Linked DNA regions of Homo sapiens: all the other regions are linked to region 2. A link is an interaction called in ENCODE POLR2A ChIA-PET data of the cell type or tissue named here. Cell type or tissue: HepG2. All regions are shown on one strand. Links, peaks and the distances in the headings refer to the core of each region. The heading gives the core; the rest is flanking DNA. Region 1 overlaps STARD13 (StAR related lipid transfer domain containing 13). Region 2 has its middle 170 kb from the start of RFC3. Region 3 overlaps STARD13 (StAR related lipid transfer domain containing 13). Region 4 has its middle 190 kb from the start of RFC3.

Region 1 (6,236 bases), core at 1,072-5,071, 470 kb before region 2:
ACAGCCACAATGTTGATGGGAAATTGTGAATCTGAGAGAGAAAGACAAAGAAGTTGATGTACTTTGTTTTATCTGAATGAGCACCAACATATTCAGACCTTCAAGGTCTGTAAAAGCCACTGATTTTAATAGCAGTGACTGCCCATCATCATTGTTGGGAATGTTTAAGAGAGCAAAAAATTGCTATCACTGTAAATGCTTTTAGGAGTACAATATAAGTGCGAAATATGAGGATAGTCAAGTGCTTGACCTTGGATAGGATTGAACACTAAGTGCCTGCATTTTTCTAGCTCATCCTTATTACAGTCTTAGGTGGATGTGGCCTCAGAGAAGAGCTTTTGTGCTTTCACCATCCACCTAACACGTAGGTCACTGGCGTCTATCTTGATGGTTTCACGAAATACTTAATTTGGCAGATTTTTTTCCTTCAAAAAGGAAATTTCCAAAAATACCCAAAGTTCTATCATCTGAAATTTTTTTTAGTAGCAAAATCTTTATCACTCTGGAGTATCAGCAAAATACTCAAATTGATTCTATCCAAAAAGAATAATTCGAACACTACTTCCCTCCAACAGACAATTCATGCCAGCTTTGAAGGTCACAGGCAATATTTAGAACATGGTGTGAATTCTGGGTACCTCGTTCATGGAGGTAGCAATCTGCAGCTCATTGGAATAGAGGACATAGCCAAATGTAACCATGCTGGGTCACTATCATTGACTTGCCACTTTTTCCTTTATCTCATCTTGTATTTTGTGCTGTCTACACCTTGCCAGTCATGATAAATCTAAGGGTATCTAAATTTTAGCATGAGTTGGAAACAGACATAATTCCCCTTCTGGTGAAAAAAAATCATGTGAGTGACTTACAGATGGTTCCAGAGTGAAGCTGTCTTGCTCGGCTAGTGAGGGAGGGAGGGAGACACTTGTGATTTTTTTTCATGGAAGGCTGCCTCTTGCCAGCTGTGCTCCTTCCTAGGGTCTGGTTTGAGGCTCCTCTCTCCTCCTGGGCTCTGGCACTCTCTTCCTTGGCCTGTCCCTTTGGGCTCATGGTAGTGACAGCTGTGCCACTACAAGCCCTGGGCTCTTGCACTGTGCACCGTTCCTCGTGGCCACCCCCTGTCCTGCCTGCACCTTTGCAATGAGCACTGTTAGAAACAAATCCTCTGTAAATGGCCTTGAGCCTGCCACCTGCTCATTGTTGGGGTCCTGACTAGTTCATTACTAGATAAGGACAATCCGAGAAGAAGTTAAAAGCTTTGGTTATAACTTTAGATATAAGGGACATGAGTATGTCTATTAACTGTCAATTAAAGAATCAATGAAAAGGCTGGGTGGTGGCTCACGCCTGTAATCTCAGCACTTAGGGAGGCCGAGGTGGGAAAGTCACTTGAGGTCAGGAGTTCGAGACCAGCCTGACCCACGTGGTGAAACCCTGTCTCTACTAAAAATACAAAAATTGGCCAGGTGTGGTGGTGCCCGCCTGTAATCTCAACTACTTGGGAGGCTGAGGCAGGAAATTGCTTGAACCCAGGAGGCGGAGGTTGCAGCGAGTGGAGATTGTACCACTGCACTCCAGCCTGGGTGGCAGAGCCAGACTCTATCTCAAAAAAAAACAAAAAAAAAACCAAAAAAAAATCAATGAAAGGAAGTGTAATGCTAGCAATAAGACACCTTACCTAAAACTCGGAAGAATAACATCTGATTCATGTTATATCTTGACATTTTTCATATAAAGTAAACAGAATTAAACAGAAATTTCAGGATAATTAATTTTGTGACTTCTAGGAAGTTTTTTAACAGTGAGTTCATTGTGATTTCAAGAAAAGTGAGAGTAGTAAAGGAAAAACAAGGAGAAAAAGAAGGAAGTGCAGAAAAGCTGCTGATGGCAGAATGCTGGAAGGAAAACGTCGAGTTGGGGTTTGCGGTAAAGAGATGGGAATTAGTAGTGGGAAGCAGAAAGTAAAGTGGGCCTGGGAAGTGATATTCATTTCTAAATTGGTATCAGGATAACCCCTGGGCATAGCAAAAAGGCCGAGGGAAAAAGAAAGCGAAGCAAAATGGGCGAGAAAAAAAAATCTGGAAGTCAAAACACACCACAGGATACGTGTGGTTCATTTTGGATTTATTCTCTGTGTAAGAGCGAAGCGAAGGGCTGACGTACCCTCATATAACTGAGCGTATTGCGGGAACCCGGCAGCACGGAGCCAGTCACATGCTTCTTTTGCCTCAATTTCTGAAAAACACAAGAGAGATAAAATTGTGAGTCCCACAGCCGCACCCTAGTACTCTGCCTTCTTAATCATGGAGACACTGGTGAGCTTTGTGCAAGTTATTACAAAGCAAAATTGTTCCAGGTAAGTCTGCATAAGTAGGCTTACCCGGGAGTGGGTGGAAAACGAGCGGGTAATACAAAGGTCCTTGTTATGTGTCTGCTAAGATAATCTTCAATGTAGATCCATAAGTATGTGGATAATAACAAAACCACAGATCATAGAAGACAAAGGCTGAATTTCAGGCAGGGAAAAATGTCTTATTTATACACCAGGGAACCAGGGCACTAGGGGAAAAGAGGGCATTCTTCTTTACAATTCTTTTTTTTTTTAATGGAATTTTTTTTTTAAGTTCCAAAGATTAGGCTAAAAATGTTTATTCAACATTCCTTCATTCTTTCACTCTTGGGATAACTTTAAGAAAGACTACAACTAGATTGCCTATGAAAATGTATTTTCTCATGAAAAAAAGCTAAAATCCAGTGTATTATTGTTTTAAAAATTTCACTAATAGCCTTAATTCCCCATGCATTATAACAAAATGTTCATTAATCAAGCACATTGGAATGATTTCAAGCTGTAGAGTGCGGCATAGAAGAGGAAAGTTGATTATTTGGAATTGAGACTTGAGTTTGATGAGCCTGCCAGAACCTCTGAGGGCCAAGCCCAAGAGGTTGATATGTCCCTTGGGTGACCATTTTTGGTGTGGATGCACCAACAGCCCACCGGACCACCTGCCTGGGGAAGCTGTGGAGTGAGATAGGAGGAGTCTACAGTATGTGAACCAGGTCACTTTTTGACCTTGTGAATCCTGGATCATTTCCCAACCACAACTCTGTTAGACAAATATGAATCCAAGGGGAAAGAAGTTCATCTGTTGAAAGTCCAGTCTCTCCAAACAAAATTAAACAGCCTATTATCACAAGTCTTTACCAAGGCCCTTTCCTCCGCTGTTAGGATGGGTCCCTGTCAGGTCATTGTATTTCCATTTACTATGATGCTAATTTTTCCCCATAGCCAAAGCTGGAGTGTACAGGGCGTTCTTGGGATCACTGCACAGAAATGATCTACACTAACATCACCCTGGGCCTGCGATTGTACCTCAACATTGAAAGCTCAGTGTCTGTGCAGTAAGATGTTTGATGTGCCAGAGCTATTTGGTATATGTTAGGAAAATAGACCAAAGGCCAGATCTTACTCAGGCATCACCAGGAAGAGCAAAACCCTACCGCCTAGTTCCACAGATCTGGTTAAATCTAGATTGAACTTTGTCATTAAATCCAAGGAAACAGAGCCTGTGGTGGCTCCTGCCCCGGAACGCCTGCCTCTTCTGTCATCCCCTAATCTACTGTTACTCCAGGGACTGATGATTTCAAAAGCTTGAGATTTGTCTCTTGTGTGAGGGTTTTCCACTTAAGTGTGACCAGCATGTTCCTACCATGTACCCATTCCTGCCATGGACACATGGTTCAGAAACATCCAGGGAACCAAGCTGGAAAGAAAAGCTATTGAAAGCATTTCTATCAGAAAAGGAGTCTCTGAGTTCCACAACTGCTGTTCAAAACACAGCTTAGCTGAATTGTGCTGCCTGGGCTAACTTGGGCTTTCCTCTGGGAAGGTACAAAAGGCAATTATTGCATTGCTCAAAAGTTCTATTTAGTACCCAGTTGAGAGTCTGTATTTGAAGGTTCCTACTTTGATAACCACACAAGTATTTCAGAGGAAATAGGAAAACATACATTCCATCTGTAACGTGTGGAAAATGTGGTGAGTTGCTCCTGAGTCATGGATAAAGTGCTGCCTAATAGATTTTCAAGCTCAGATTTGCTTCCCGCTCCCATATAATACAGCGGATAGTAACGAGAAAACACCTAATTTCTAGACATGCTCTAAACCTAATTATGAGTCAGCAAGTCTTGGAGAGAAGCACAGAATATTATATTTTCTCTTGGCATTACATGAATCCTATGCCTTTTTCTGTTTTATTATTACCTTTACTACAATGAAAATGTAGTGTTCAGCAAGACAGTCCCAGAGAGCCAGGCCATGAAGAACAAATGGGGAAGACCCACAAGACAGGGGCTCTGCAGCCTAGAAAGCTCAAAGACAGAGAGTGGGAAGTGACCTATGAAAGAGTTCGCACCCCTCCAGCCCAGGGAATGTGGTGAGCTCAGATCCTGAAGATGAAAAGGATAACATGGTGGAGAAGAAGTGGGCAGCCAGGAATCCTTCTAGAAAACTCCCTTTGGAACATCACGTGTTTTCACTAATTTGTGGGATCTAAAAATCAAAATAATTGAACTCATGGACATAGAGATTAGAAGGATGGTTACCAGAGGCTGAGGAGGGTAGTGGGGGCTGGAGGAGAGGTGGGGATCATTAATGGGTACAAAAAAAAATTAGAAAGAATGAATAAGACCTACTATTTGATAGCACAACAGGGTAACTACAGTCAATAACAACTTATTTGTACATTTTTAAATAACTAAAAGAGTATAATTGGATTGTTTGTAACACAAAGAATAAATGCCCGAGGGGATGAATACCCTATTCTCCATGATGTAATGAGTTCATATTGCACACCTGTATCAAAATATCTCATGTACCCCATAAATATATACATACGCTTACTATGTCCCCACAAAAATGAAAAATTTAAAAATTTTGAAAACAACACTCCTTTTGGAACTTAAAATTCTGGTTGGACAGTGCAATGGGGCTGAAGCTAGCCAGGGAAATTTTATTTAAAAGGCTCCTCAGATAATAGCTGCATTTCATTTTTTATGACAGCAACATGGATAACGAACTGAAATCCTATTCAGATACATACATGAATAACCAAATTTTAACCAGAACCCAGATAAATCAATCATTCAAATAAGATGATTTTTTTTGTTTGCTTTAATGGGCAGGCACTTAAACTTTTAGACCTCAGGCTTAAATGACAACAAAACTGCAATGAGTAAATATCATAAATTAGAAGCAGCCCTGTCCTAGCCATGGCAGGTGACTCCTCGTGTAGCATCATTTCCTATACCCAACTTGCCATTCTATTTGCCCAAATGTCTCTCAAACACACACCCTCATTTCATATTCCCCCACCCTAGCTGCAGTCCCAACATCTTGATACCTCAATTTAAGGACAAAGCCAACTCTCATTTACCAGCTAGTGACAAAACAAGCAAAATAATCTGGCATAATTAACCCCTATCAAATCTGAGTTTGCCCATCCAATTGAGGGGGGAAGGGTAAAAAAGTCTTACAATTTTTATTAATTCTTCATGGCCCCTACTAATACCAATCAGCCAAATACTAATGCTTTTCCCCAGGCCCTTCCACTGGCCAAAATGACTGGAGAACTAAAAAGGAATCATTATTGCCAGTGCCATCATTTCACAAAGATCTACCTAATGAGATTTAAATGACATTTGAGGAGAAAAGTGTGAAAAACTCTTTTTTATTGTTCTCTTGCTAGCCAGCATAATATTATGTAAAAGCATTAAGAGCTATTAAAATCACATTTTGACAGTTTTATTTGTTCTCCATTTGCTACCCTTACCCACCCCTGTAGCAGCTCCAGGGCTGCAAGGCAAAGCCTCAGCTCACTGTAGCTGTCTCATGGAAAACCTGAGTGTGGAGTGAAACCAGAGAGTGGACCTGGACAGAAGGGCCCACCAATCTCTACGGAGGTTACTGTGCTGCTTTGCTGGTGAAAATCCAATCCATTCAGCTTGGTATTATGAAAAGATTTCTATGTAATTTTTGTAACTATTCTATGTAATAATTATTTCATTTTGCTCTCTGGCAGGTATCTATTTTTGTCTGTCCAACATCCTTCCCTACGTATTCTGATAACGGAACCTCTTTCTGCAAGGAGCCTCTTCTACATGGTTTATGTAGGGCTGACGCCTCTTGCCTCCAAGCACACTCCCTAGCCCTATCACCACCACCCACATAAGGTGAC
Region 2 (6,236 bases), core at 699-4,698:
AAGCTGCCCATATCTTTGTCTTTAAACCAGAATCCTTTCTTGAAAACAAATGAGCTTTCCCTAAACCCTGTAATTCGACTACAAATGCAATATTCAAATAGCCTGTAATTGGAATATAAATAACTTCTAATAGGCCATGTAAATGAGGGTGTTAATGTATTATGAATCAGCTGAGGAAAATAGCAAGGACTGTATTCTCTTCCCTCTTCACTCTCCCTCCAGCCTGGAGTTCCATTCAGTGAGTGTTTCACTGAAAACATACCACCTCCTTCCTTCCCTCACTAAGCACAAGAGACCCAGAGTCCCTGCCATTTAATCATGGATTTGGCAGATGGTTTTGTTATTTGTCAAATAAATCTCATTCTATCAATTACTTGTGAGAATCTTCAGACAGGAGATCCTTCAGTTCCATGCAGGCTTGTAAATGTCCCTGCTCAGAAATACAATTTGAGGAAAGCTCTTAAGGCACCAAGAGGAAGTGAGTACATGAGAATCTCCTGGTTGGGACTGATCCCAATCTCAGATCAAGGAGTGAAGGGAGGGAAAAACACTGATAGTAGGTGGAGAATAGGAATTGTTTTTCTTTTTTCCTCCTTTTCTAATATAAGGGAAGCTGGGAGGAATCTCTTGGCCTCCCTGAAGTTCAAAGGTCACTGATATGAGGCACATGAATAGGAGAAAAGGCATACACATTTATTTAATGTGTATACACAGGAGCCTTCAGAATGAAGACCCAAAGACACAGGGGGAATTGTTCATCTTTAGGCTTAGGTTCAACAAAGTATGCACAGCCATGTAGAAATAGGACTAGACACAAAGGGTATGATCTAATGCTGATAGACTGAGTGGGGAAACCCAGCAAAGCCTGTGTGTCTAGATCCTGCTTGGCCTCTATGAGCATGCATTCCTTCATTCTGAGTATGGGGCAGGACTCTCTCTAGAATAGGGTTCTTATGGCCTACAGTCAAACAACTAAGTCAGATCATTTCCTTTCTTTTCTTTTTTCTTTTTCTTAAACAGAGACAGGGTCTCACCATGTTGTCAACGCTGCTTTCAAACTCCTGAGCTCAAATGATCCTCCCACCTTTGCCTCCCAAAGACTGCTGGGTTTATAAGTGTGAGGCCACCACACACAGCTCAGGTAATTTATTTATGGCCAGTTTTTACACAGAAAGGTGGAAGGAAACTTAGAGTCATATTTTAGGTTTTATGGCTAGCTCTGGGAATGAGAGTTCTGGTTTCTATGACCCACCTTGGGGAAGAGTGATTCTAGTTTCTATGGCTAGCTTTGGGAAAGAATGGGATTGAGAGACAGGAGGGCAGGAGAAGATCAGAGAAAAAGTTTTGCTTATGAAACTACTTCTGAGGTCTTCATTTTGGGGTATTGTTTTCTGAGCCCCAACAAGCCCATACTTTATTGAGTGTCTACTGTACTCCTGGAACCGTGCTGTATGGCTGTTTTCTCTCATTTAATTTCCAGAAGAAGCCTGTGATATACTGATTATTATTCTCATTTGTTCGAGATCAGGAAACCGAATTCCAGAAAATCGAGCAGCTGGATCGTGTAACTTTTGGTAGCAAAAGTTTTTGTCTACTCTGTCCCATACAAACTACTGGAATAGAAATGAACAGGATTGTGATATTTTTGTCATGCTAATGTAAAAAGGAAAAAGAAATACTGACTCTGTTAATTTTAAGCTATAACTATTGCATAACAATGATAGATACAACTATTATCTACCAATGGTGGTGCTCATTCTAGACTCTAGGCTCTTTGAAAATAGTAATTTGTCTTTTTCATCTTTGTGTCTTCCCTTCTTTTCTTTCCCGTCACCCTACTGAAAAACATTGTATTGATACAGAGTACTGGCAAGAGGGTAGTTGGATGAATGACTAAATTAATGAATTGATGAGGGTGATTGATCTTTTCTGACGTTTACCTAGGAGAAAAGGATAACAGTCTAGAGGGTAAAGCTTGGGAGGTAGGGAATGTGAATAAATTAGAGCTCAAAAAATAAACACCTGGATTTAACAAATGCTTAAGTGAGGGAGGTGTGATCAGCAATGCAGACAGAAGGCTGCATTCAGCAGCCAATTTAAGAAAGATGCTTGAGAAGTTTCAAGACAAAGAGAATTTGAGCAAAAGTTGGTGGGCCTGGAGCAAAGCTCCAGCCAGGGAGAAGAGTCTGTGGCAAGAACACAGGACGGCTGTGGGTCTGGTCACTCAAGAGTCAGGCACTTCCTGTGCTTCAGGCCCCCTGCAGAAACTTGTCTCTTCTTGAAGGCTTCCAAACATTCCAAGGGGTGACTCCCAGGAGCCCCGTTTACAAGTTAATCAGCAGAAGCTTACAAGATCCAGCTGCTTAATTTTCTGGACTTCAGTTTCCTGATCTCAAACATCCAAGAGGCCTTAAATAACCTGCCCTGAGTCACACAGTCAGTAAATGGCGCAGGTGGGATTTAGTAACATCTGGCTGACTCCAGCCTCTCCTGCTCTGTCTATCGCCCTGTGTTTCCTCAAAGGCCGGATGACAGTGGGGGCTGTGAGATCCCCAGATACTGCAGAGGAATGCTGGGAACAAACAAACAAACATTAAAAAAAAAAAAAAAAAACCTCCCTACTTGCTTCAGAACAAATAAAGCTGAGATCAAGGAAGCCAGGTTTGGACTGAGGCAAGAGGTCAGGGTGAACTCATACACAAGGACAGAGTTTCCACACAATAAATATTTATTAAGCAATCGCCCTGCAATGAAGGCCTGCAAGAGATGGATCACTGCTTCCAGCTGCTCGGGAAAGGAGAGCCATACAGCTTTCTCACAAATATGCATGCATGTATAATACGAAATGCATTGCTGTACCTTGAGATTCTCTTAAATACCAGTGAAGTGAGTTGGGTACTTTACATAGAACATGCACACACACACACACACACACACACACACACACACACACACACAGATAGAGGAGGACTTTTAGGAAGAGCTTGACTGTCTTCTCTGGTTCCTCCTGCAGAAATCTTCAGCAGTCCCTGATGCCTAAAAGAACGCTGCGTATTTGCCTGTTTTGCCTCCATAAGGGAAGTGTCCTGCCCACCACGCCTTCAAAAGGAATGGCCTTCAGGCCTTGTCCTTGGTTCCATTTGACCCTGTCCTGGCCACAGCCAGCTGGACTAGGGGTGGGCACTCAGCACCAGCAGCCAAGCCAACAGCCGGCTGGAGACTCATAGTGTGGCCCAGAATAAAGTCAGGGCTGAGTCAACCAGACTCTATCTTGGGAATGTGAATTGAGAAATATAGACTTGAGATCAGTTTGTTCACGAGACACAATAAAGGAAATTAGCTTTGGAGAAAGTTCTTTGTCAGGAACTCTCCTGTCGCACACCCGGTTCAGTTTGGTTTTGCAGGTCAGCATACTTTCAGCTGGTGAACGGGTGCCAGTCTGCCATGGGGCAGGCATCCTCACTTCCCCCCAGCGCCTCTCTCACCTGGTCTAAGCCGCTGGTGAGCAGCTCACACTGCACGCTTCTTAAACTTCCCCAACAACTCTCCTAACTCAGACTACTCTCTTGCATCAGTGAACTCTCCATGCCCTCCTTGCTTCCCCCAGGAGATTCTAGACATCTGCTGAGAGAGGCTGGATGGGGAGATGGGCTAAGATTCAAAACTCCAGTTTGGACACCTCTTAGCAAGGGCTGCAGGTAGGAGATATCTGGCTGCTCCTCCAGGTTCTCCTTTAAAAATTGAGGACTCTTCCTACTTGTTAGCTTCAGTTTTGAGGATTTAACTAAAATTATGAAACAACAGGGAAATTCCCAATTGGCAACCTTTTACAAAAGGATGGGAGCTGAACCTGCACAGTTGAGAAGCTTTAAGGACAAGAATGGACCACCCATGTGCAAAACAAGGCAGTGCGGGAGAATCGGAGAGGGTTGAAAGCATGGGCTCCAGGGGCCCCACAGTACTGGACTCAGGCCTGGTCTGGCCATTTCTTGGGTGTGTGACTTGGGACAACACTAACATCTTTCTAGCCTAATTTCTTCACCTGTAAAATGGAGAAAATAATAGTCCATTCAGATAATTATCACAAAGTTAGTCCAAGTAAGCAAAAGCTACCTATAACAGGAAGAGCCCTGGCCCTTGGGGGTAGCATCACATAGGCAGAGATGTGAATGGTGCCTGATTCCCGAATGCCGGGAAAATGAATTGGGTACTTTGCACAGCGCACACACAGAGACACGCAACACTCACATACACATACAGAGATGACAGAAGTTTAGGAAGATCTTGTTGGTAGAGAGGAGACAGAGAAAAACAGAGATACAATGAGAGGCAGAGAGAGTTGAAGAGGCGTCATGCGGCCATGAAAGAGAGGGGGAGGTCAGTTCCTAGAGCTGACAGATTTCTACTTCCAGCTGTTCTTCCACTCCAAGCCTATAATTGACAAAACAAAACAAAACGAAAAAGCACTAGCAACTACTTGTGGGTGAGTCTGTGTTCCAAAAAAGCAGAACTAAACCAATGAGCAACCTCCTGAAATGCTCCACTCCCTCCCCTGGGAGTTTCTCTGGACAGATCTTAAATATGGGCTTTTCTAGGAATAATGACACTCAAATGTTGAGATGGCTCCAATATAACAATATGCATGTGACAGACTTGCATCATTAGAGTACAAAACCTTCAAGTCAGAAATAGTAAGCTAAAACACATGGAAATTTTCTTTCTGGGCAGAATCTTGCTGTGGTTTTATTACAAATACTTTGGTAGTAGTTCTTTGTGGTAGATTGCTTCCAAAGATGGAAGCAGGAGTCTCTTGCAACGTGACCTCGCCGTTCCTCCCACTAAGAGGGGGAGTCTCTTTCCCTTCCCCTTGACCCTTGGCTGGCATTGTGACTTATGTTGACTGATAAGATGTGGCAGAAGTGAAGGTGGGTGATCTACAAGCCTCCGTTACAAGATGTCTTGCAGTGTTCATTTTGGCCCTCCTGCAGGCCCTGAGACCTCCATGTACAAAGGCCTTGCTTAGCCTTCTTGAGGCCTGGAAACCACAGGGAGAGAAAGGCCTCACTAACAGCCAGCATCAACTGTCATCAGTGAGGCCATCTTAGACAATTCACAGACAGCCAAGCTACCAGATGATGTGTCTATAGGTGGATTCACCCAGCTGAGCTCAGCCCGAATCACTTGCCCACAGAATTGTGAGTAAATAGTGTCTTCAAGCCACAAAAGTGAGGGGTGTTCTGTTACACAGAAACAGATCATGGACTCAAGGATATACCACTTTCCTCATTGTAAGCAGGTGCTCTTTTAACTATGAAGTAGGAAGGAGGGCAGCACATTCACATAACCAACCTATAGTAGAATTTGGGCAGCCAAAGTCTAAAGGGATTATTGTGTTAGGAATTTATTATCATTAAACAAAAAATGATTGTTTAGCCATGTGAACAGCAGGTGTTGGCCCTCAGTTCTATCTCTTAAAGATAGAAGCAAGTGGCTTTAGAGTGGGGTGGCAGAGCTTGCTCTTGGGGCTGTTTGATTTGTCCAAAAGCTTGCCCACAGGAATGCCTGTGGGGGTCAACTTCTCCTTAAGCCAGGGTGTCACTTAAGGTGGATCTTATTTGCAAGTATCAGCAGCAATATCACCAAGGGGATTTCCCTTTTCTTTTCCTTCTGACAACTATTGCAACTAATTAAGAATTCTGTGACATTTTAGCTGGAGAATATTACCCAGAAAACACATCTGAGTAATAAGGGACACACGGACACAGGCTATTGTCACAGAGATAGTAATGTTTTTAACACGGACAAAAAGCTTATCAAAGCAAATGCAAAATCAGTTAATCTGGTTAAGTCCAATTGCAAGAGTAAAACCTGTAATGACTGCACATACTCAGAGAGCATGTCCCAGGTGCATGCTTTTGACTGTCAGATAGGTCCCGTTCTTTTTCATTAAATAACTACACTGGTCTATAACTAGTCCTCACCCAACTCATTTTCCTTTTTGGCCAAGGAAAATAATCTCCATGGTATTCATATAAGATCTTAAAACGCGACATGGTAAAATAAATATCCTGTTGCTCTTTTTGTTTGTTTGAATCTTTCTATCAGTGGTCCCTGTAAGGGAAAAACATTCTGCCTCGGGATATACAGAGGTAAGTGGCGGAGAGGACACGAAGCACTCATGGGTTCAGTATAGAGGAATACAAGGACTCTGGGAAGTTCTGCGAATTCCCACACAT
Region 3 (6,236 bases), core at 1,537-5,536, 380 kb before region 2:
ATGTGGTGGTGAATGGGAAGGGAGAGTTTTCATAGTACAGTGTGCCTTGATGGTAAGTTTTTTCACAGAGATGATTCCTCTCTTCTTACTACAAAGGCCATACCTACTGAGGCTGCTAGAGACAGAAAAAAATCAGACTGAACCAGAGTGAGCCCCAAAATGCCTGTTCCTCCCCAACAAACAAGGGTTGTGCATAAAGAGATTTCCATCCTTAACTTCATTTCTGCCACACTCCCTCCAGGGCAGGGAGGGGACGGCTCATGGCAAAGGCACAAACCCTTGCTTGCAACTGTGCAGGGAAGAGACCTCCAGGAGTTCTATCTACTCTGAGTTGAGGAGCTAACACTAATTACTGGCCCTTCTGCTCATGTTCCCCAAACTGACACATATCATGATGGTCTACAGGTAGTATAAGACTCTTCATAAGCACTAAAGAAAGAGCACATGTATGCAGGTCAATTTTTATATCAAGTATAAATAAAAAGCATAAATATACATACATAAGTTGATTATCTTCATCTGACCACTTTCCAAATGTGTTCATTAATGAAGCCTACTGAAATACTAAAGGAGCCAAGTATACACTCAACAATAACAAAGGATTCATCTTCAAAATGAATTTTCAAATTTGGCTTCGTGGCGTCCCAAATTCTGAACATGCCTTGAACCTGTCACCAGCCCTGGGCTGTGACCACTCTGATGTGCAGATTTTTACAGGCATGGGAACTAAGAAATGATCCTGGGTCAATGATGTGCATTTCATTACCTGCACCCTCACTGGCTCGGCCTTCCTGAGAGGGCTCCTGCTGGCCCTGGTGACTAAGAGGCTGCTCCTCCAGCCCTACAGTCAGCAGTGTTGCCATTGTGTCCGCCTCACTTCCTCCCCTCTTGCAAATGATCACCAGGTACCCAGGCCCCACAGTTTTCACTTGTTCTATTATTTACTCCTGTTCCTTCAGAACCCATCAGCACATTGACAGTTCAGCAGCTAGCAAACTATTCATCCCAAGTCCACAATGCAGCACATTTTCTTCTCTTTAAAATTTTTTTGAAACATCTGCTTTTGTTTCCATGGTAATCATAGGGGTATTTTTTTCTTAATAGAACTTTGAACTGCTTTTAAATTCTGAATGAATACTGCTTTGCATTTAACAAACCAGAATCAGTTCAAAATGACTGCAAAAAACCTTCCTAGTCAAGCTTAAACGAGACAAGCATGTTAACAAACAAGATGGCAGAAACAAAAATGTTGACTCATTGCTGCTAACCCCATCTGTAGGTGATGAGCAGGACTGATGAAGATTTCAATAAAGTATAATTTGTTTATATATTAAATTTTTAAAGTTGAAAGTAAATAGACAAGTTTCTGTATTTGAACCACAATGTTTGCAGTGGAAATAAAGAATAATTTAATCTTTATGCCAGATCTCGAAGGTAGTCCTTACAGACTCACTATATACAGATACAAAAGCTACAAAATAACACAAAGTTTCTTATCAAGAAGATAGGCAGAGCAAATGAAGCTCTAACCAAAACAGGAAAAGTTTTCAGACATAAAATTAACATATTCAGTTGTTAAACTTGTTGATTGGAAGAGATCATGACTATATAATTAAGGATGTTCAATTAAGGCCATTTGACATATAGAACTGGAAAAAAGGTGCAAAGTCTGACCTGAAGATGTAGATCTGGGAATTATCCATGTAAATTTGGTGATAAGACCATGAATGGGAACTAAATCTTGGGAAACACAGAGCTGGGCAGAGGAATAAGAGCTGCTACCAAGGACATCAGTAAAAATAGTCAAGAGAAGCAGAGAAATGAGATACCAGTGAGGTCAAGGCAAGAAGACAAGTAGAAGGGGTCAGCAACTTTGCAAGACTTTTTCTCATTTGATCCCACATGTACTGAATGCCAAGCATGGTATATAAAAGTGTACCTATATCTATACCTATATCTTTACCTATCTATCTAGGGAATATAGAGGGAATATGAATGACATCACAGCAGCTGCCTTGGAGCCCTGGAGCCTGAAGACATTTGAGATGGATACACCTAAGGAGAGGAGGAGAAGGTGGCAGGCAGATTTGAAAAAAATGTGGATTACCATTAAAAAAGGATTTGTAAGCAATTTCAGAAATATAATCTCCAAGCCTCAGGAATTATTTTACCCTTACTTTTTAAGAACTGGTATTATTATACTCATAATGAGAGTCATAAATTATGAACAAGAAGAAGGTTGGTTATTATTATTTGTTTAGTATTACCAGCCTTTTCAATTCCACACAAGAGGGTAACAGAAACAAAGCTGTGAGGATACCTTGCAGTTTGAACATTTCTGGGAATTTGCATTTAACAAGGAAAGATCATCACTGTAAATATATTTTCAATTTGTAACAGCTGAGACTCATAAATGGAGATTATATGACACATAACAAGTGACAGGTTATCAGCATGTGTTGGCAAGAGCCCTTTGGCTATTAAAAGATAATTAAAACTCACTATAATCTTCCAGCTGCTTCATTTAGTCATTTTGTTTTATATGAATGTGATAAGGCTCTGATGCATTTTAAATGGACAGCTCCCCTTTATCAGCTTCTTGGGTTAAGCCAGTGAGAGTCCCCTCATTTGCAAATCTCCTTCTAGCTACACAATTTACACAAAGCATCTTCCTCTGGCTTGATCGTCAATGATTCTGGTTGCCATGGAGAATTGGGGGTCATCTTTTATCTGGCGTAGTTAAAGCAAGCAATTGCCCACCCATATTATGTGATTGGAGTGAATGCTTCCATAACCATTTTCCTAAAAAAATAGATGTGCTAGAGAGCAGTTGTTCTATGTTCTCAATAGAAGAAGAGCAAAAAAGAACAGGTTTCAACTGGATTTCGATTCAACTTAGAAATAGTTTAATGGCTATGAAGACCAGAAACACACAAGACACCATGCAATCGTCAATGCTGGAGATTAGGAAGAAAGAAAAAAAAAAAAGAGTGGCCTTTTCAGTGTGTATTGTTTGCACGCTCTCTAGCTGGAAGGCACGCAGATGGATTACAAAACATTTCAGGCTATTTCTAAATGCAGAGTAGTGGAATATTTCCGAGAACCATTCTTGCAATTATTTTCAATTAAATCTTTATGTGTAGTTTTTCTTACACAAGGACTTAATAGAGCCACAAACCCTTTTATGGTCAGGCTGATTTGGAGAAGGATAACAGGGATCAGTGCAATGGAATTCTGCAATGCATGCTCAACTCTGGAGCCACAGTGACCTATCTAGGCCTTTGCTTCCATACAGAAAACAAGGTTTCTCCTTAATTTGCTCTTCCTAGAACAGACCATGCTCTCTCACTGTGCTTGACTACAGCACATGAGATCTTTCTCCTATAAGTGTCTTTCTGTTCTTCAAGTGTTGTGCCATACTGTTGGAAAACAACATCTTTCTGTTCTATCTTTGCTGGGCTGTCTCTTTCAAAAGTCAACAGGAACATTGCCTAATCTTGGAAGCCTTCCCTAAGCATTTAGTATGGATTCTGGAGCTCCCCTTGGATCCTGCACTAATGCCTACCCTTGTACTTCTGTCCTGTACTATCATTACCTCTCTACCTCCCTCCCTTCCTCCCCTGCCCCCACTAGAATGGAAGCTCCTGGAGGGTGGGGCCCACATCTTGTCTTGCCCAGCATCTAACAGTTGCTGAATAAATGTTGAATGAATAAATGCAGGAATGGATGAGAAAAATTATCTTTTGAGAAACAAACTTGTGAGATTGTTACAGTCCTTGTTTTCATAGGGACTGACAGTATCTTCTTTCTGAGATTTTGGTAGAAATTAAAAATTAATAGAGAAGCATATATCAGTAAGGAGGATATTGGGCAAGAATGTGCACAGGAATAAAAAGGACCTCTTCAAAATGGGACTCTCAGCAATGCCTCCACTCTTAAACTTCACACTGGCTTTGGTGTCAGTTCCCATGATCTGATGCAATCTCAACCCTGGGTAGAGGATGCTTCCTTTCTTTTGACATTGCCAGACTCCATCACATCTACATAGTTGTCATGCAAAGAGAGCACTGAAAGTGGTTTGTGCATTCTTATTAGGTCTCAAAAGATCAAGAGCAAAGGAATCCTCTGTTTATGGTTCAGTTGGGCCTAGGAAATCGCCAAAAAGTGACAATACGCTTGCTTGAGTTTAAAAATCATTACCAATATTCCAAATTTAACCTGAACTGAAAGCAAATTAAAAGCTCAACTTATATCTATTTATGCAGGCACTTCCTAGGCAATGATGACCTTCCATATTAATATGGTTTGGCTGTATCCCTACCCAAATCTCATCTTGAACTGTAGCTCCTATAATTCCCACATGTCATGGGAGGGACCTGCTACTCAGGAAGCTAAGGCAGGATAATGCTCGAACTCAGGAGGTGGAAGTTGCAGTGAGCCGAGATCGTGCCACTGCACTCCAGCCTGGGTAAGAAAGTGAGATTCCATCTCCAAAAAAAAAAAAAAAAAAAAAAATTAGACAGTTAAAATATCTCCTATAATTACCTCATAACAATCCTTTGAGGTGGGAAGGATTAGTCTAATTTCTACAAAGAACCTGAGGCAGCATGGGGTTAGATAACTGGTCCATGGTCAAACATCTAGGCCTGGTGGAGCCTGGGTTTTAACCCAGGTCTTTCTAACTTTCCAGCTAGTGTTCTTCATGATTACATCACAGTACCTCCCACATAGTTAAAACATACAAAGGATTTCAAATATTCATTTGCCATAGATTCAAAACCTTATCGTAGCATCTTTCGCACTTATTTGCAATGAAAGAGAAAGGGGTGGATTTCCAGCTGGTGGTCTGGGAGCTGTGCTCGCTGCAGCTCACAGTGGGCAGCCATTGCCAACGCTGCTTCAACAGTGGAGGCAGGTCTATTTCTGTTTCATCTTACTGCCCTCTACATTTTACGGGGGAGGTCATCAAATCTGAAGCCCCAGGAAGTGTAAACATCCACTTTTGTCTGTTACTGTGAACAAAGGTTCAAAATTGTGACTTCAAAGCATGGCAGACACTTTCCTAAGACAGAGCCTGGACACTGTCCAAGCTCAGGGCTCACTCAGCCCTTTGAACAGCTGTTACCCAATCCGTTCATTCAGAGCCTTTCATGTACATGTTTTGTACATCAACTAATATCTAGATATTGCGACTTCTTTTATCTACATTTGAAACCAAAATTTACCTTACCAAAACATTTACATAAAAGAATTCATAAGTTTGACTTTGAAACTCTCTGTAGTGTAATATCTTAATAAACAGGATTTTTTTCCCTTGAAAACGTAAGTGTTTCTGAATAAATGGAGAATCAGAATTTTCAGGAAATCTGATAAGTTCAAGAAGAGTTAACACTTATTCCTCTGAACTCCTAAGCCACGTCCTTCCCGTCTTCATTAGAGGGCATTCCTGGTGTAATTATTTAGATTCATGCCTGTCTTCTCTCCAAGTCCCTATAGGGCAATAACTATGATCTAGTCATCTCTCAATTTACAATCTTCAAAGAAGACTCTGGTACACAGAAGACATTTAAGAGACATTTGTTAAAAGATTGAACAAAGGAATGAATTCATTTGTATCTATCTAGGGATCCTTATTTTTATTTAGCTCAATGGTTCTCATCTGCAGGGATTTTTGCTCCCCTGAGAACACAGGGCAATGTCTGGAGACATGTTTGGTTTTCACAACTTGTGGGTTAGATCTCTTCTGGTATCCAGAGGTAAAAACTATGGATGCCTCTTAGCATCCCACAATGCATAGGACAGTCCCCACAAAAAACAATTACCTGGCCCCCAAATGTCGATAGTGGGGAGATTGAGAACCCCAATTTAGATAGAGAGTAACTACAAAAATTCCATACACAGACAAGAGATCTCAGAAATAAGCCAGCGCTCCTTTTAGAGAAAATGCAGTGGCACCCACTCATATCATTTATAGAAACTATTTCACGGAAACATAAACCAAATTGGAGATCCCAGGTGGTCATTTTCATCTCACAGCTCATTTTTGTTCTCCCGGCATAAGCCTCAACTAGATAACATCTTTGGACTTTCAGAGGTCAGCATTTATATGCTGACCCCATAGCCCAGAATAACCCAAAGAACGAGACTTTCATTCAATAACAGTGGCATTATTTTTTATTGTGGGTCATGGCTCATAATACGCAATTCAGCTAAAAGGGAAAGATACAAAACATTTG
Region 4 (6,236 bases), core at 765-4,764, 370 kb after region 2:
CTCTCGAATAGCTGGGACTACAAGCATGCACCACCATGCCCGGCTAATTTATTTTTTATTTATTTTAGAGATGGAGTTTTATCATGTTGCCCAGGCTGGTCTCAAACCCCTGGGCTTAAGTGATCCTCCTGCCTTGACATCCCAAAGTGCTAGGATTACAGGAGTGACCCACCATGCAAGCAAGAGTGTTTTTTTTTGGTATGGTTAATTAGATTACTCATGATGGAGGTCTTACCCTCAGATTAGGGATTTTTCCCTTTTGTATATCCTTACATACTATTTTAATTTTTTTCTCTTTATCATATGCAGCTATGACCTTAAGATTAAATAAACTAAAGAAAAAATAAGGCTTTCTTGTTATTGGCATATCACAGTGAGAAAACTGAAGTTCTAAGTGGCTCACCAGAAAAACGAGCCATGTGATTAGAGGGTTAGAACTTTCAGCCCCACACTCAACTTCTGGGAAGAGGAGAAGGGCTAGAGATTGAGTTTAATCACCAATGGCCAATGATTTAATCATAATGCCGGCATAATGAAGCCTCCATAGAAACTCTTAAACAATGACATCTGGGGAACTTCCAAATTGGTGAATACATTCAGGTGCTTGCCTGGAGAGGGTATGGGAGCTCCACACCTCACCCCATACCTTGTCCTATCCATCTGTTCCATTGGCTGTTTCTGAGTTGTATCTTTTAAAATAAAATTATAAGTGTAAGTATAGTGTTATTCTAAGTCATTCTAGTGAGTTATCTAACCCAAGAGGGGGTCCCGGAAACACCTAAATATGTAGCTGGCTGCTCAGAAGTGTGAATAGTCTAGGGTTCCCATTTGCAGCTAGCATCTGGAGTGGGGCAGTCTGTGAGACTGATGCCTTAACCTTTAGGATCATTTCTATCTCTGTGCAGTGAATGTCAGAATTAAATTGAATTATGGGATAGCCGTTTGGTGTTGGAGAATTGGTTGTTGTTGAAAAGACATAAAAATCATTATCAAAAATAATGAAGAGTCTTCTAGAGGAAAAAATGTTAAATTGGGAAGTGTGAAAAATTGTGCGAAATTAATATTGGCATGCAAAAATTTAAAAATTAGTAGTCAAAGTAGTTACCATCAAAAAAGCTACATCAGAATGTCACAACCAAAATATTATCTACCCATATTTTCAGTCATTACACAGTTTTCATCAAGTGTCATTGGTGTGCACAGAGCGTAGCATTATTCTAATTTTTGAGAGACACACTCTCAGAAACTGATTTCTTTGGTGAAAGAAACACCCTCCCACGTAAAAGATGATTGATATCTACTTTAAAAAATGTCAGGACTCCTTAGCATATAAGAGCTGAAGAGAGTAAAATATAAAGAAGAAACTGAATCATTAGAACTAGTATAATTTAATTTTTAATTTAAATCCTATAATGTTCTGCAAATGTCTGGAATAAAAAGAAAGGACATATGCATATGCATGTATCCTTGTATGCACATACGTATACAAATATACACAGCAAGGCATCACTCTGGAAGGACTCATAAGAGACTGGATTAGGGAGGGAGTGAACGGTGGAAGTAGAATTCGGACGAGTAAAAGAGACATGTTTCCCCCTTTTGTATCTCCTTATGTGCTATTTGAATATTTTTCACTTTATCATACGCAGGTGTTACTTAAGATTATATAAAATAAAGATAAAGCCCTATCATTACTGGTATTTCGCAAATGAGGAAACAAGTTCCAAGTAGTTTAGTACTTATTTATGAAAGCAAGTGAAATAAATCTTCTTTCAGAGCTCCTTCTAGACTTAGCTTTCAGGCATCTAAATCATAAATCACTATTATTAAAGATCTGTATCAGCAGGGGAAAAACAAATTTTTAGATAATGAACAGTAACACCGAAAGCAGTTATCCATGAGATTCTGATGTCTTCACAGGACATTAGGAGAGCTTAGCACTCATAAGGACATTCTCATATTCATAGGTACAGGGGGCAGAGAAATTCTAGGGAGAAAAGGGCGGGTCTCTGACAAAACTCAGCTCTCAATCTGAAAAGCCTGAAACCCATGGCCCAAAGTGACAACTTCTCTCCCCGTTTTCCCACTCGAATGTTGTCTTTTCCTAAACTACCCATGGCCCACCCCACCCCCCATCCTGTGCCCATAAAGACCCCAGAACCAGCTGGCAGAGGGGAGAAGCAGCTGTACATCAGGGACTATGGTTGGACATTGGAGAGAAGCGGGCTTGACTTCAGAGGGACAGCTTGATGGCATAACTTCGGAGAAGAATCAGCCGAATATGGCCGGACTTCAGAGGAAGATTACCTACACACCTCATCCTCTTTTCAGCTTCCCTCCCCGTTAAGGGCCACTTTCACTGGCAATAAAATCCCCTGCATTCACCAGCTTCAATTTGATCATGTGACCTCGTTTTTCCCTGATGCTGGACAAAAGCTTGGGAGCCACGAGTGCAGAGGGCTGTCACACTGGCCCTTTGCCTTCACTGGCAGAGGTCAGCCGCCTCATGTGAAAAGGCAAAGAGCCCAATGAGCTGTTAACACTTAAGCTGCCTGCGGGCAGCAGAGCTAAAAGAGCACTGTAACATGCCCTCTGGGACTTTGTGAATTGCAGGCACCCTGCCTGGACACTGCTGCAGTGCATGCATGAAGTTTGCTCCTGTCAGTGTCCAAAAGAGGTTGCTCCAGCTTCTGCGCCTGCTTACCTAAGTGTTCTCTCCTGTGAGGGGTGGAATGTAGTGGGTCTGAGTCAGTGGAGTTTGATCCCGCCGGCGCTGAAATGGCCAGCGTTCATGCACTCCAGTTCCCACCTTGTTTGCTTACATACTCCCTCCCACATGGATTGAGGGCAGCAGCTGAGTAAATGAAGCACCCCTGTCGTGAGTCCCGGGAAGGGGTCAGGAAAATATCCTTCTTCAATATGAGAAAGGTGGATGCATCATCAAATATACACACAGAATATTTACTGTTCTTGCTAAATAGCCCGACTTTTGATCCAGTGCATGGAGTCCCGAAGAGATAGATCTGGTGGTTTTCACAGAGCACCTTGTAAGTTTGTCACCTCTGGGGTCTCATCTGGCTTTTGTATGAACAAGTGACAGGTGTACACACTACGCTTGGACTTGTTTTTCCTCTTTCTGTAAGATGAAAAAGAGTGCCACATGCCAGAGAGAGGGACGTTTTTTTCTCTACATTAGGCTAAAAATATTTATGTTTAATATTTCCATTTTTTCAGTGATAAAAACTGAGTAAAAGCAAAAGTAGCTATCTTAATTAAGCTCTGAGGCAGGTGAACCAAAACGTATGTTGGTGGCACATTTCCATCCCTAGAGTATTTCCTGACAGATATCAACCTATAAAAGGACTGATTTGCAATGGAAACACCAACACAGCTTTCAGAATAGCAGTATGAATGACACCATAAAATTACAGCTACATGACATGTTTTCTTCTCATAAGATTTAAAGGATTCAAATAAAAAACAACAACCCAATTTCGTTTCTTCACTTGGAGCACTGAAGAAATCCCCACCAGGGCTTGAAATTCAGAAACCAAATGAGCTGCCACTACCATAAGTGATTAAAGAACAACAACAATAACCAAATCACAGCCACAGGGATCTGCTTGCATAGCCAAAAGTGAGCAAAGCGAGAAATAACCTGGCTTAAGCCATTTGCCCAAGTCATCGTATCGCTTTTTTCCCAGTTGCCTGCCTTGCCGCTGTTCCCCTTTGTAGCCATAGCTGTTCACTGCTTCATCACCCCCTACCCCAAATCTCCCTTCCAAAAATGCCCCAGTGCACTCCCAATTGTACAAGCCTTTGGCAAATTCATTTCCGAGGAAAAAAGTCTGCTCTCTCAATAAGGGCTTTGCAAATTGTGGAGAGACAAACAAATGTACGAGACACTAACTGATTTTACATCTTAAATCCCGAAAGCTCCTTTCTTATTCTACAGGCTGTCTCATCTATTGTTCATCACCAGTGCAGTCTTTACTGCATAGCCCAATACCTTGGTCCGTTGTGGGGACTCGGCTGCACCAGGACGAACCTTCCCATTCTACAGAAGCTGCCAACCATGACCCCGGAGGGAATGGCACTTGGCCAGATGAAATCCACACATTACTGTTTGTTATCTTAGGATATTTTACATTCTTGTTAATATTTGGGTTTGGGTGAATGTTACATGGAACAGAAAAGTGAGAGAGAAGAAATAGGTTGTAAAATGTGAAAAGGGAGTAAAATAAAGAATGCTTTATTTCTAAAATGGAGAAGTTGAGAAACGGGTAAAATAATATGAGGAGGGCACTGAAGAATCATTTTTTATGGCTCTATTTTCTATTAAATCTTTCTTTTGATGAAAAGAAATAAACATAAATTGTTCCTGCTTCCATGTCTGTTTGCTGCAACCCCTCCTCACGCCTACAGAGCCCATGCCTGGAAACAGGGAGGCCAGAGAATGGGCTGCTGTTGATACCCAGAGTAGAGAGGAGGTGGTGTGGCCCAAATTACACGGGGCAGTGAGGGCAGAGTGAAGAGACAGACTTCATAGATATTTAGGAGGTACGATGCCAGGAATTTCTAATGCCATATGAGAGGGGACTTGAATCTGGAATAGAGTCAAAAGAGTCAAAGGTAATGTCTTAATTTGTGGCTTCAGCAGAGACTTGTTGGATTGGCAGGGCCATTCACTGCCATGCTGAGGGACAGGATTCAGAGGAAGGAGAAGGCTGACCCTGGAGGCAAACGAGACGACTGCAGTTTAGGAAATAATTCATTTGTGGAATGGAAGGACAAACTGATCAAGCTGTTAAATGTCAGTGCAAGATGATCACATTTTCTTTAGCAAAGAGGAGAGAGGTGACTGCCTCATCCATGTTCTCTTCCTTAGGGTATCTCCTTCAAAACACTAAGGTCCCCATAAAACATCTGACCTTGGATTTCACAAGGCAAGATCATAAGCCTTCCGCCCCTTGAGACTGTAAACACACACATCCATGATGAACTTAGAAGCCTCTCACGGGGTATACCTAGACAATCACACACAACAGGTGTGTCTTCTTGTCTCTCATGGAGATAAGAGAATTGTAATTGTTCTATCTTCTACTTTTACAAATAAATTTGTGTGAAATTCTATACAGACACTGTAGATACTTTCCTGCTACCTTTACATGCACATATGCCTGGGGTAATAGTTACTTGATCTTAAATTGTTCTCTCTCTCTTCTGTATTGGTACGGAGGGGTCTTCCATTGGCAAAATTGTTTTATTTCCTCAAGAGGTAGCTATGGAATATGTAAACAGAGATGTCCAGAAAACGTTTAATGTATGGACTTGATGTCATTGACTTGTAAAATGTCAGACACTATTCCTAGCGTGGAAAGAGAAGGAAAATGGGGTTAAATCCCTGAGGACAGAGACAGGCCACAATAAAGTGCCCACAGAGGAGATAGAGAAGGGTCCATAGAGGAGGAGAAAGGAAGAAGGCCGGGTGCCTCTTGTTGATTTGATTGTGCCTCCCTGGGTCTAAACACACAACAGTGTTTGCTGAATGAATAAATGAAAACTTGCCATTATCTCCCAGTCTCCCAGGACCTGAAGGTGGGAGAACTCTGACCTGAAGGACAGGAACAGTTCCCCGAGGCTTGGCATGCCTGTTGCTTCATATCTCAAAGCTGTCTCTGCTCCCCATGAACACACACCTTCCTTCCCTGTGTTCTCCTTCAGTGGTATATGAGAGATGTCACTGTTCCACATTCTTACCAATATATGGCTTTGTCAGACACTTACATCTTTGCCCATTTATTTATTATTTGGATTGAGTGATGATTTACACTTCCAGAGGATCAAAGGCTGTAAAGCAAAGATTCCCTCTCATCTTCAATTTTTCTCTCTAGAGACCAAGAGTGTTACCAATTTCTTTTTATCTTTTGATAGTCCATGCATATCCAAGAAAATATGTACATGTGTATGTGCATGTATGAATGTATATGTACACACACCCACCTTATTTTATATAAATAGCAGCATGCCATTCTGCACCTTGGTTATTCTATTCAATGATAAAGTTTGGAGATTGCTTGATATTAGTATATAATAAACTTTGTAAGTTTAAAAAAATCTGTCTTAAAATAAATTTAAACTTAACAGAACTTTGCAAGAATGGTATGAAGAAATCCCTTGTAATCTCTAGCAAATTCACTAGTTTTTAACATTTTGTCCCATTTGCTTTAGCATTC

What was found. ChIA-PET counts read pairs that join two places held together with the same protein. Peaks named below come from ENCODE experiments on the same cell type or tissue, not always from the same donor. Only the 100,000 strongest peaks of a DNase experiment are listed, where the experiment ranks them.
Region 1: POLR2A ChIA-PET joins it to region 2 with 7 read pairs; 1 of 35 experiments calls an interaction of 5 or more read pairs at or near these places.
Region 3: POLR2A ChIA-PET joins it to region 2 with 5 read pairs; 1 of 35 experiments calls an interaction of 5 or more read pairs at or near these places.
Region 4: POLR2A ChIA-PET joins it to region 2 with 6 read pairs; 2 of 35 experiments call an interaction of 5 or more read pairs at or near these places.

The regions. Positions count from the first base shown.
Region 1 is chr13:33,165,388-33,171,623 of GRCh38, forward strand. It overlaps STARD13 (StAR related lipid transfer domain containing 13), which reads right to left. Exons shown (of 14, transcript NM_178006.4): 2 at 2,164-2,235; 3 at 1-31. Among named protein-coding and RNA genes, the nearest start is that of STARD13-AS, 110 kb to the right of the region's middle. In HepG2, for the core only: no CTCF peak of the experiment used is centred there; DNase peaks (open chromatin) are centred at 2,414, 3,144 and 3,844; H3K4me3 peaks cover 559 bases.
Region 2 is chr13:33,640,246-33,646,481 of GRCh38, forward strand. It overlaps a transcript of STARD13 not described here. Among named protein-coding and RNA genes, the nearest start is that of RFC3, 170 kb to the right of the region's middle. In HepG2, for the core only: no CTCF peak of the experiment used is centred there; DNase peaks (open chromatin) are centred at 766 and 2,606; H3K4me3 peaks cover 428 bases.
Region 3 is chr13:33,255,505-33,261,740 of GRCh38, forward strand. The region is part of intron 1 of STARD13 (StAR related lipid transfer domain containing 13); the gene reads right to left. Among named protein-coding and RNA genes, the nearest start is that of STARD13-AS, 19 kb to the right of the region's middle. RefSeq lists an enhancer at 4,882-5,382. In HepG2, for the core only: no CTCF peak of the experiment used is centred there; DNase peaks (open chromatin) are centred at 3,407 and 5,017; H3K4me3 peaks cover 376 bases.
Region 4 is chr13:34,009,181-34,015,416 of GRCh38, forward strand. No RefSeq gene overlaps it. Among named protein-coding and RNA genes, the nearest start is that of RFC3, 190 kb to the left of the region's middle. In HepG2, for the core only: no CTCF peak of the experiment used is centred there; a DNase peak (open chromatin) is centred at 2,771.